Linked DNA regions of Homo sapiens: region 1 is linked to region 2. Evidence: chromatin loops called from intact Hi-C (ENCODE). Cell type or tissue: heart left ventricle. All regions are shown on one strand.

What was found. Hi-C counts contacts between places; a loop is a spot of excess contacts. Peaks named below come from ENCODE experiments on the same cell type or tissue, not always from the same donor. Only the 100,000 strongest peaks of a DNase experiment are listed, where the experiment ranks them.
Region 1: it touches region 2 in a loop (1.9-fold over the local background); 19 of 110 quality-filtered maps call a loop at or near these places.

The regions. Positions count from the first base shown.
Region 1 is chr18:45,772,283-45,777,282 of GRCh38, reverse strand. The region is part of intron 3 of LOC105372093 (a long non-coding RNA gene); the gene reads left to right. Among named protein-coding and RNA genes, the nearest start is that of SLC14A1, 51 kb to the right of the region's middle. In heart left ventricle, no CTCF peak of the experiment used is centred here; a DNase peak (open chromatin) is centred at 1,962; H3K4me3 peaks cover 1,143 bases; H3K27ac peaks cover 480 bases; H3K27me3 peaks cover 608 bases.
Region 2 is chr18:45,837,024-45,842,023 of GRCh38, reverse strand. It overlaps SIGLEC15 (sialic acid binding Ig like lectin 15), which reads right to left. Exons shown (of 6, transcript NM_213602.3): 2 at 4,936-4,995; 3 at 4,128-4,511; 4 at 2,929-3,306; 5 at 1,783-1,813. It also overlaps a transcript of EPG5 not described here. Among named protein-coding and RNA genes, the nearest start is that of SIGLEC15, 14 kb to the right of the region's middle. RefSeq lists an enhancer at 3,181-3,682. In heart left ventricle, CTCF peaks have their summits at 2,383 (motif pointing right) and 4,231; DNase peaks (open chromatin) are centred at 3,233 and 4,233; H3K4me3 peaks cover 1,464 bases; H3K27me3 peaks cover 2,618 bases.

The DNA.
Region 1 (5,000 bases), 65 kb after region 2:
GCTGTTAAAATGATTAAAACAATACCTACTCTAATTCTTAAGGTTGATGAGAAGTTGAAATGGGCTAATGGATATGAAATAATTTGTATTATGTAATGTACTATAAAGAATTACTAACAGTTGCTGGGTGTGGTGGCTAATCCCAGCACTTTGGGAGGTTGAGGTGGGTGGATCACCTGAGGTCAGGAGCTCGAGACCAGCCTGGCCAACATGGTGAAACCCCATCTCTACTAAAAATATAAAAATTTAGCTGAGGATGGTGGTGGGTGCCTGTAATCCCAGCTACTCGGGAGGCTGAGGCAGGAGAATCACTTGAACCTGGGAGGTGGAGGTTGCAGTGAGCCGAGATCGGGCCTGGGTGACAAGAGTGAAACTCCGTCTCAAAAAAAAAAAAAAATTACTAACAGTAATAAGCATTGATCAAATCATTGGGGTAACACGAAGAGCTTTAAATTATCAATGATTAGAGATCAAAAAGAACCAGAAAGCCACTATCTGAGCCCTCAGTTGACAAAAGGATTCAATTCATCCATTCATTCACTCATGCATTGATGATTACTGTAGTGGCTAACATTGTGTCAGACACTGAACGTGCAGAAGTACAAGTTTCTGCTCACACCTCGCTCAGTCTGGTGGGTGACCTGATAAAGGTGGTAAATGGATATAACATTTACAAGGTGCTACAACAACACAGAAGGGAGACACCTGACCTTGGGAGGTGTGAGATGGCCTTCCTGGAAGAGATAATCACAAAACAAGTCTTACAGGACAAATAGGAGATAGTAATGGAAGAAAAAGGCTATGTCAGGAAGAGCAGCATATGTAAGCCTGGGTTTCAAAGAGGAAATCTCTTTAGAGAAAGTTTTATCAGTTTTATGTAGATGAGAAAGACTGTTGCCTTAAGAGACTGGACAGTTACATGAGGACCACATCAGTGAGGGCCTTGTATGGCCTCATGAACCACATTAAAAAGTATCAGCTCTCTTCTGTGCAAGGGACTCGCCAGATCATTTAGTCCAGTTTGTCACCAAATGACAGCATGAATCAGAAACACTTGGAGGGCTGTTGAAAGACATTCCTGGGCTCTCCGCTGAGTCCCTCATTCAGTAGATCTAGGACTGGCCTATAGTTTTCATTTCTAACGAGGTCCCAGCTGATGCTGATGTTGCTGGTCTGGGGACCAATTTGAGAACCACTTCTCTAGTCCAGCCTTTTCTTTCAGATAAACCACTGAGCACTAGAGGTGAAATTCATTAACGAAAGTCGTCAGCTCAAATAGGGCAAACTAACCGAGCAACCAGAGCTGATATCCGCCTTCCCCTAAACCCTTCGCAGTGGAGCTGTCCCTTCCAGGATCATCAGTAGCCTTACCTCCCTCCCTCCCCTTCAAGAATCCCACCCCTTCAGTGCTCTGCTTTTAGCGTCTGTAAGGGAAGGAAATTGGTTGCACCAACTTATGTTAGGATTTACTTTTAAAGAAGGTCCTTAGGAAAGGCAGCGTTTTAACCTAAGGGAGTGCATTTTCAAGAGTGGATTTTCAGGCAGGGAGCGCAGCAGGCGTTTCCCGACATGCCCGTGAGCAAGACTCGATCACGGCCCAGAAACCCTGCTTTGCAGAGGTGACCACCCCGGCCCGCCCGGAAGAACCGGGCCCGAGCTGCCGCGCCGCCACGGTGACTCGGCCATAAGACCCGCCAGACGGGTAAGGTTCCTGGTCTGAGGCTGCCCCTTCGGCTTTGCACAGCTTCCTCGTGCCGCCGCGCCCCGCCGCTGATTCCACGCTGCGAAGCGTGGGCCCAAGCACTGCGGCACTTGAGTCATAGCTTCATAAGCGACTTTCCTGAGAATGCTAGGGCTTGGGGTGATATTACGGACGGTAGCGTAACGTCCCTTCGGAAGGAACCCAGCTTCCAGCAGCCCAGTGCGCCGCCCTTCTCCTTCCCCCCATTTCTTCCCGCCCAGCCAAGAGTGTCAGGCAAACCCTTCCCGGCTGCCGGCAACCCAACAGTTCCGCCTTCTTCAGGGTTCTCAAGCTCAGAGTCTTCCAACCTTCCAAATACAGCATTCTGCCCAGGAGGTATTTCTTAAGGTTGTTGAATTCTCTGAGTCTTGAAGCTTGTAGGTCATCCCCTGTGTCTGTCTTGTTCTCTGCAGTTTAAGACAGGCTTAATAATAGCAACTAATTTTATTATTATTATTAACAGCTGCCTGAACAATGTCATGCCCTGTCTCTTTAATTGATTCAGTATATTGCTCATGGGTCTTCCATCTACATTGTCCTTCATTAGGCATGTGGGGCATTCAAACATGGACAGCACACACTTTCTGCACTCCAGGAACTTAAATATAATGTTGGGAAAACAAATACCACAGGAAGAGTTAACATACCATTCTCCAGCATTTTAGGTAGGAATGATACACACATGTTACCATCTGTGAATGGTAGAAGAAAGTCACCTGAGTGGGCAGTGGAGGCTTCAGAAAGGAGGTGGGGCTTGAAGTGTACTTTGGTGGGCTAGGTAGCTATTAGTTGGGTGGACAGGAGAAGAGGGGTCCTTTCCACATTGGAAGTGGAGTAGGAGGGAAGTGAGGTGAGGAATGACATGACCAAGGTTGGGGATGGGAAGACTGACATAGGTGGGAGGTGTATGTTGACATGTGAACCTTCATCTCCAAGAGATACAGTCCTATCTTTGTATTTTGGGTGACCATCAGCCTTAGTAATGCAACAAGATGTGACACTCCCCTCCCTATCTGGCCCCACCTGAGACCTAAGACAAAGACTGAGTAACACAGTCCTGTGGGCTCTGGCTTTTATGCCTCCCTCAAAGCCACTGGGAAATGGCACATACCTTTGGCAGGCACATGAGGTCCAAACAGAGAAACAGGAAGCTGTCTGGGTTTTATGGGCAGCCACATAATAGAAGAGTGATGTTTGTCTTCTAGGGTGATGTTTATGATTAAGAAGACCTGTTTAAACATGGTTAGTGGGTTATTCAAACCCCATTTAGGGAGAGCTAAAGGAAACCTTAGTTTCTATGGGTTCTTAGTTAATAATCAGAGCAGGGCTGGAAGAGAAGGACAGGATGTGGTGAGCAGAGGGGAAGAGAGAGGATTCCCAGGGGAAGACTAAAGTTGATAAGACACTCTGAACATTACTTCATATACTAAGGCTTTATTTATTCTAACAGACCTTTTCTCCTTGAAAAGATAATAAAATCTGTAATATCATCACTTCAAAGGAAAGGAAGCATTAAATCATTTTAGATTCAGAGGGTAGCAAGTTTTAATTAGGACTTACTACTGGGGGAGGCAGTGGGAGTGGGCATCTTCTCACATCTGGTGTAAAATTGATGATCTTTTTCTGGTTTGTGTAGAAGGCTATGAATAGAAGATGGAGAAGAAACACCAGGGAGACTGCTTGGTGTTCAGGCCCTCTCCTCCTAGGTCTCTACACAAATGCTGCATTGATTTCTCTCTTCTAGTCTTCACCTTGGAGATTCTTTAGGGCTACTAAATTCTTCTTTTAAGGTGGGGCATGGTGGCTCACACCTGTAATCCCAGCACTTTGGGAGGCTGAGGCAGGTGAATCATTTTAGGTCAGGAGTTCGAGACCAGCCTGGCCAACTTGGTGAAACCCCGTCTCTACTAAAAATACAAAAAAATTAGCAGGGCTTAGTGGCACCTGCCTGTAATCTCAGCTACTCAGGAGGCTGAGGCAGGAGAATTAATTGAACCCAGGAGGTGGAGGTTGCAGTGAGCTGAGATCAAGCCACTGCACTCCAGTCTGGGTAACAGAGTGAGACTCTATTAAAAAAAAATTATTCCTTTAAAATGAAACACTTTAATGGGAGGAGAGGAAGGATAATAGAAGGGTAAAGAAGGAAGAAGGCCAACCTGGCAAACATGACAAAACCCTGTCTCTACTAAAAATACAAAAATTAACCTGGTGTGGTGGCACACACCTGTAATCCCAGCTACTCAGGAGGTGAGATGGGAGGACTGCTTGAACCCAGGAGGTGGAGGTTGCAGTGAGCTGAGATCATGGCATTGCACTGCAGCCTGGGTAAAAAGAAAGAAGGAGAAGGAGAAGGAGAGGGAAGGAGGGGGAGAGGGAGGGGGAGGGGGAGGGAAGAAGAAGAAAGAAGAAGAAGAAGGAAGAAGAAGGGAAAAGAAAGAAGGAGAAGGAGGAGAAGAAAGAAAAAAGAAGAAAGAAGGAAGAGAGGCATAAGACCAGAAGGATTCTAAGGTTTAGGGCATCTTGAGGGAAGAAGATCTGAGAGGGGATCTTCAGAGGACCTTGGAGAGAACTGGATTGTTGGGAAAGGGCATCAACAATGAACTGAGAATGCACTAGGACAGACTTTGCCTAATGTGTGCTCAGTGATAATACAAAAATTGTGTTAAATGCCAACTATGAGAAATTTGCTTCAGAACTCATGAGGGTTTTTCAGATTTCTCTTGCCACTTGAAAAACTAATCAGAAACGTAATGACCTAAATCAATAAGCCCATTGTATTATGTCTAGTGATTTTGTGGGTCAGAAATGAGCGGGGGGGCTCTGCTAGATGATTCTGCTATTCTCTATGGAGTCTATGAAGATCACTTAATGGTACTCTGCTACCATTTAAGAGGAAGAAGTGGAAAAAGTCAACTAATAAATATTCTTTGAGCACCTACTTAGTATGGCACAGGCTCTGCTGCCAGAATGTAGCAGTCTCTTCCAACCTGTATGGCCTTGCAAGAGTCACTTAGCTTCTCTAAGTGTCAGTTTTGTAGGGAAACTTCCTCATGGTATTATTATGAAGTTCCAATGAGATCATATATATGAGTACCTATTAAATATAAGTTGGTGCTGCTGCTGTTTTTGTTTCTCTGGGAAAGCTATCTTGCTTATGTGTGGAAGCCCAAGGATATAGCAGACACGATCCCTATTATTAAGCAGCTTAGAGAGACAAGCCCTACACCACAGATGGATAATATAACAATGCACGATAGCA
Region 2 (5,000 bases):
AGAAGAGGAGACATTCTGGGGAGCAGTGCGGCTGGAACCGGCAGGGCTCAGAGATGAATGGCATCGGAGGCTGGGCAGAGTCAGGAATAGGGAGGGGCCCCCAAAGGCCAGGGCAGCCCAGACCATAGAGTTGCTATCTCTGTCTGAGGCCTCAAGACTGGCTCCATGTCCCTGACCTACAAATCGGAATCTCCGGCCTGGCCTCCTGGTCCCCAACTGCTTTCCTGACTTCCCCTAGGACATCTCAGTGGGAATCTCAAATCTCAATGTCCACTGTGCTACGCATGACCCTCACACCCGCCCCACTCTCTTCTCCTCTTGTCTTTATCTCAGGAAGTGGGACCCAGGGCTCAGGCTCCCAACCCCGGCAGCCTGGCTCCCTCTCACACTGTGTGCTGCCCACTGGGCTCTTGGGCAAGCCCTGCCTCCCGTCTACCCACTTCCCCACCGCCACCCCTGCACCTTTGTCCAAACAGCCAAGCCAGCCTCAGCCTTGCCAACGGCCTGCAACCAAGTCTCCTGGGCCAGCTTGTTCTGATGGAGCCATGCGTCCGCTTAAAACCATTCAGTGACTTCCCATTGCACCCACAATAACCCCCACGCCTTTCCTGCCTTCCTCCCGTCCACCCTCCAGAAATGCCTGCCTCCTTTCTGGGCCTCACCTGAGTCTTTCTACTTGCCTTTTCCTCTCCCGGGCTGCCCCTACTGTCCCTGTCTTACGTCCACACTCTAGTGGGGCTTGCTCTCTGGAACTCCACCGCTCCTACCTGCCCAGGCCCCAGCCTCCATCCTCAGGTCCCCTCAATGTCATGTCCTCCAAGAGAACTTGATCTAAAGCAGCCTCAGCCCAGCAGCGGGCCCCCTCCCCAGGGAATCTGCTGCATCACGTGTCCATTTCCTTCACAGCTCTTACTTTACGATGTCAGGTGGCGTGTTTCCATATTTATTAAAATTCTCCACAATAGGATATGAGTTCTGTGAGGTCAGGGATCTTGCTGTGTCTTTAGTACCAGTGCCTGGTATGCAGTAGGTACTCAATAAGTATTTGTTAAATGACTGAACAACGGTCGGCTTTCAGATTCAGGGGCGTTGGTGCGACAGTAAATCAGCAAACAGGGACACAGGACAGGTTGTGGGACTGTGGAGAGATCGGCAGGCAGCTGATGAGTGGGGCCACCAGCAGTGTGGCACCTCCAGCCTTCAGGGCACAGGTGGGTGGAGTTATGGGAGTGCCTAGGCTCCTCCTCCCACTCCTACCCTCTGCCAGGATCAGGCCCAGCCTGTACAGGGTCTATGAATTGAGTTCTTTCTCCTTCAACACCAGCCTTCACATGGGTGGATGCCACAGAAGAGGAGAGTATGACCCAGGAGTCAGTGATTTCCTAGGGGTCTCTGGGCCCCTCACCTAGGCTCTCAGAACCTCTAGAGATTTTGTTTGCAAAGCCTTCAGCAGAGTGCCAGGGGGGAACGGGGATGAGTGTCCCCAATGTGGTTTTTGTATGAATCTGCCTGTTCAAGAATGTGGAGGGGAAACTACAGGAAGAAACACAGCCTGGAGTCGTGGGGGAGGAGCAGGTCAGCGAGGCTTGGTCTGTCCAGGGAAGACCTTGGCAGGCTGCAAGAGGGGTGCCTTGGTGGGCTGCAAGGAAGGCCCAGCCCCTGGTCAAAGTAGGACCCCAGCCCCAGCCCTTTGCCATTTATTCCTTCTCCTGCCTGGACCCCCTGGGTGATGAGGACTAGGTGGGTGGGGTAGGGTAGGGTGGAGGCGGGGAGCTCACTTACCGTGGTGGGGTGTCCGGGGTGTCCAGATGCTCTGTGGGAGGGACAGCAAGAGAGCAGGCATGAATCTCCACCGCAGTCTGCAGCCTGTGCGCCCACCCCCACCCATGCCATGTGGAAGGGGTCTCGAGGAAACCACTGTTTTTGAAGCAAACAGCAGACTAGCAGGGTGTGAAGCTGTGCCATGGAACCCTGCTGGGGAGTTAGTGAGGAGAGGGGTGGACTGAGGAGCAATCCAGTAAAAAGTCCGTTCTTCTGAGCACCCTGAGCACAAAACACTTGATGAGTTCCAAGAAACGGGCAAGAAAGCCATTGTGGCCACAGCAGCAGCCAGGGCCACTGTGACAAAGTCTGATCTCACTAGAGTGTGAGCCTAGTGCTATGGACCTGGGGGTTCTGAGGGGCTCCAAGAAGCTCCCTCCCTCTCTGGGGCACAGGGCAGATTTCTGATCCAGATCAGAGACAGCAGGAGTGGCAATCTCAGGACACCCTGTTAGTCAATCCACCATGATCTCTGCTAGGAAGAGCGTTTCTCCTTGTTTTCCTAGCTCATGCCTACTTACATATTTTTATTTAGCTCTCCCAGCACGGCTTGTGTGAAGCCTTCTCCAGATGCCCCACCAGAGGGAGGCATACCTTCCTCTGGCTTCTGCAGAGGTAGGGTTGAGGAGAGCCCTTCTCATAGCACATTGCAATGATCTGTCTACCGCTCAGCACGCACTGCAGGGCAGGGGACCATGCCATATTCATCAGTGTATTCCTAGCACCCACACAGCACATAGTAGGTCCTCAGGAACGGTGCTATTTAGGAAGGTCTGTAGTCAGAGCCCCTCCAGAGGAATCGTTTACCGGGTGGTAGCAAAGGGACGGCTCTAGAGTTAACCGGGTCTGGGTCTCTATATCTCTGTGCTGCTATCAAAAGGCAGGTTACTTAACCTCTCTGAGCCTCAGCTTCCTTATTGCAAAATGGGATTTTTTCGTGCTGGTTACACCTGCTGGGCTTCATGCAAAGAGAGGAAAGCGCCACGATGCATAGGGCAAAAAAACCGACATTCTGGCAGTGCCAGGGGGTCAGCCAGGTGGTCTTATCTAAGAGCAGAGAGCCCCGGCCCGGCCCCTCGCGGCCACCCGTGTCTGGGGCGCACCCACCTGGGCGGCGGCGGGCAGCGCGGGCGGCCAGGACCCCGAGCAGCAGCAGCGCCTTGAAGCCGAGAGCGCCGAGCAGGAGGGCGACCGTCGAGGCCCCGCTGGCGCCATGGAAGCGGAACAGGTAGACGCTGGCCTCGGAGCGGCCCAGGCTGTTGGCGGCCGTACACGTGTAGCGGCCGTCATGGGTCAGTGCGGGCAGTTCGGCGGTCACTAGGTGGCCGTGACCCTCACGCGGGCTCCGCACGGCTGCCAAGCTGTTGCCCAGGGCCGGGCCGGACCAGGCGAGGGCGGGCGGCGGCTCCCCTTCGGCAGTGCAGAGCGCGCGGAAGGCGTGAGCCGGACTGGGCAGCACCGAGATGTTGACGATCCGCGGCGCGGCTGCAGGGGAGAAGGCGGGTGACTGTCACAAGGGCACCCCTCCCCTTAGCCCTTTGGACGCCAGAGCCGGAGGGGTGGGGGCTGGTCAGAAGGGAGGAATGGGCACTTGGGTGCCAGGCTGCCCCCGTCCCAATACAGATGTGGCCTTGGGCGAAAGATTCTATCATCTCTGCTTCTGCTTCTCCATGTGTAAAGTGAGGATCATGATAGCAGTTGCCTTAAGAGGTTGCTGAAAAGATTTGGCAAATTCATGCTTGTGGGTGCTTGGACTAGGTCCCGGCTCCCTAGCAAATGCTAAGTGGCCATTATTGTCGCAGAGCAGGGTGGGGGCTAGAGTGGAGAGCCACTGCTCTAGGGACGGGACCCTGGTTCAGGCATCTTTGTATATCAGGGTCTGGCAAAGTGCTAGGCACTACTTGGTGGGCTGTCTGTGCACCCCTGGGTAGAGGGGCTGCGAGTGTCTTTCCGGGCTGGTAGCACACACCACATTGCACCTCTTGGCATATTTAGGATTGCCATTCACTTGTCTTTCTCGCCTCTTCGTCTGAGAGCCACTGGGGACAGTCACTCTACGAGAGTCACGGCAATGCCTATTCCCGGGCCCACCTCAGCCCTTCCTGGGACCTGGATTCTGCATTTGTGTCAAGCTCCCAGGTGGTCCTAAACTACCCCCAGGTGTGAGATCCCTGGGGTAGAGGAGAGGGCTGGGTCTCGTTGCCCTTCCTGGCTCAGCACAGCGCCTGGCACCCACGTAGCCCTTGGGGCGGGGCAGGCGGGAGGGCGGGAAGGGAGGCCGGGGACCCGCTCCCACGCCGCCTCGCCTGTCACGTGCAGCCGGACGCCGTGGCGGCTCTCGTAGCGGTCATGGACGTCGCCGGCGAACTCGACGCGGCAGAAGTAGCGGCGGTCGTCAGCCAGGGCGAGGCGCTCGACGCGCAGCGAGAGGTCGTTGCGGCGCGGGTTGCCCAGCAGCCGGAAGCGGCCGTGCAGGCTCAGCGCCGTCTGGCAGAGCTCGCTGCCCCGCGCCGCAGCGCAGCGGAACACCTGCGGGCCCGCATAGGGCTCGCCCGCGCGCCAGATGGCCGTCAGCGGCCCGTCGTAGTGGCGGTGCGGGTGCGTGAAGGTGCAGGGCAGCACTGCCGCGTCGCCTGCCTCCGCGCTCACCTCGGGTGGCACCTGCATGGACCAGCGCTGCGCTGGCGAGCCTGAGGGCGGGGCGGGCTGCGTCAGGCTCGGGGCCCTGGGGTCGAGGCGCCCGCACCCGGGGCCTGGAAACCCCACGACCCAGGAAACGCTCCCCCAACCCCTAGCCTGGAAACCCCAGGACTCAGGGATCGTCCCCCACTTCCAGGGGAGCCGGAACCCCACCTTGTGACTTGAGGGGCAATTCCTGGTGCCTGCACCCCCAGGGCCTGCACTCCCTCGACTTGGGAGTGCCTGCGTTCCCGCGGCTCTTCCCTGGGACTATTCCCCTCTTCGTTTCCTAATTCACCTGCAGGCCCCTTGACCCCATATTCTTACCCTTAGTTTTTCCCCATCAAAACCTGCCCTGTGGAAAAACCCTGGGATCTCGTGGTTAAAACAGACTCCCAAGATCCCCGAGATGGTGATAATAATAAAAGCACTTACTGTGCACCTCTGTGTTGAGCAAGTTCTCCGTAGTATCTATTTTAGTTCTCACAAATGAGCCTACA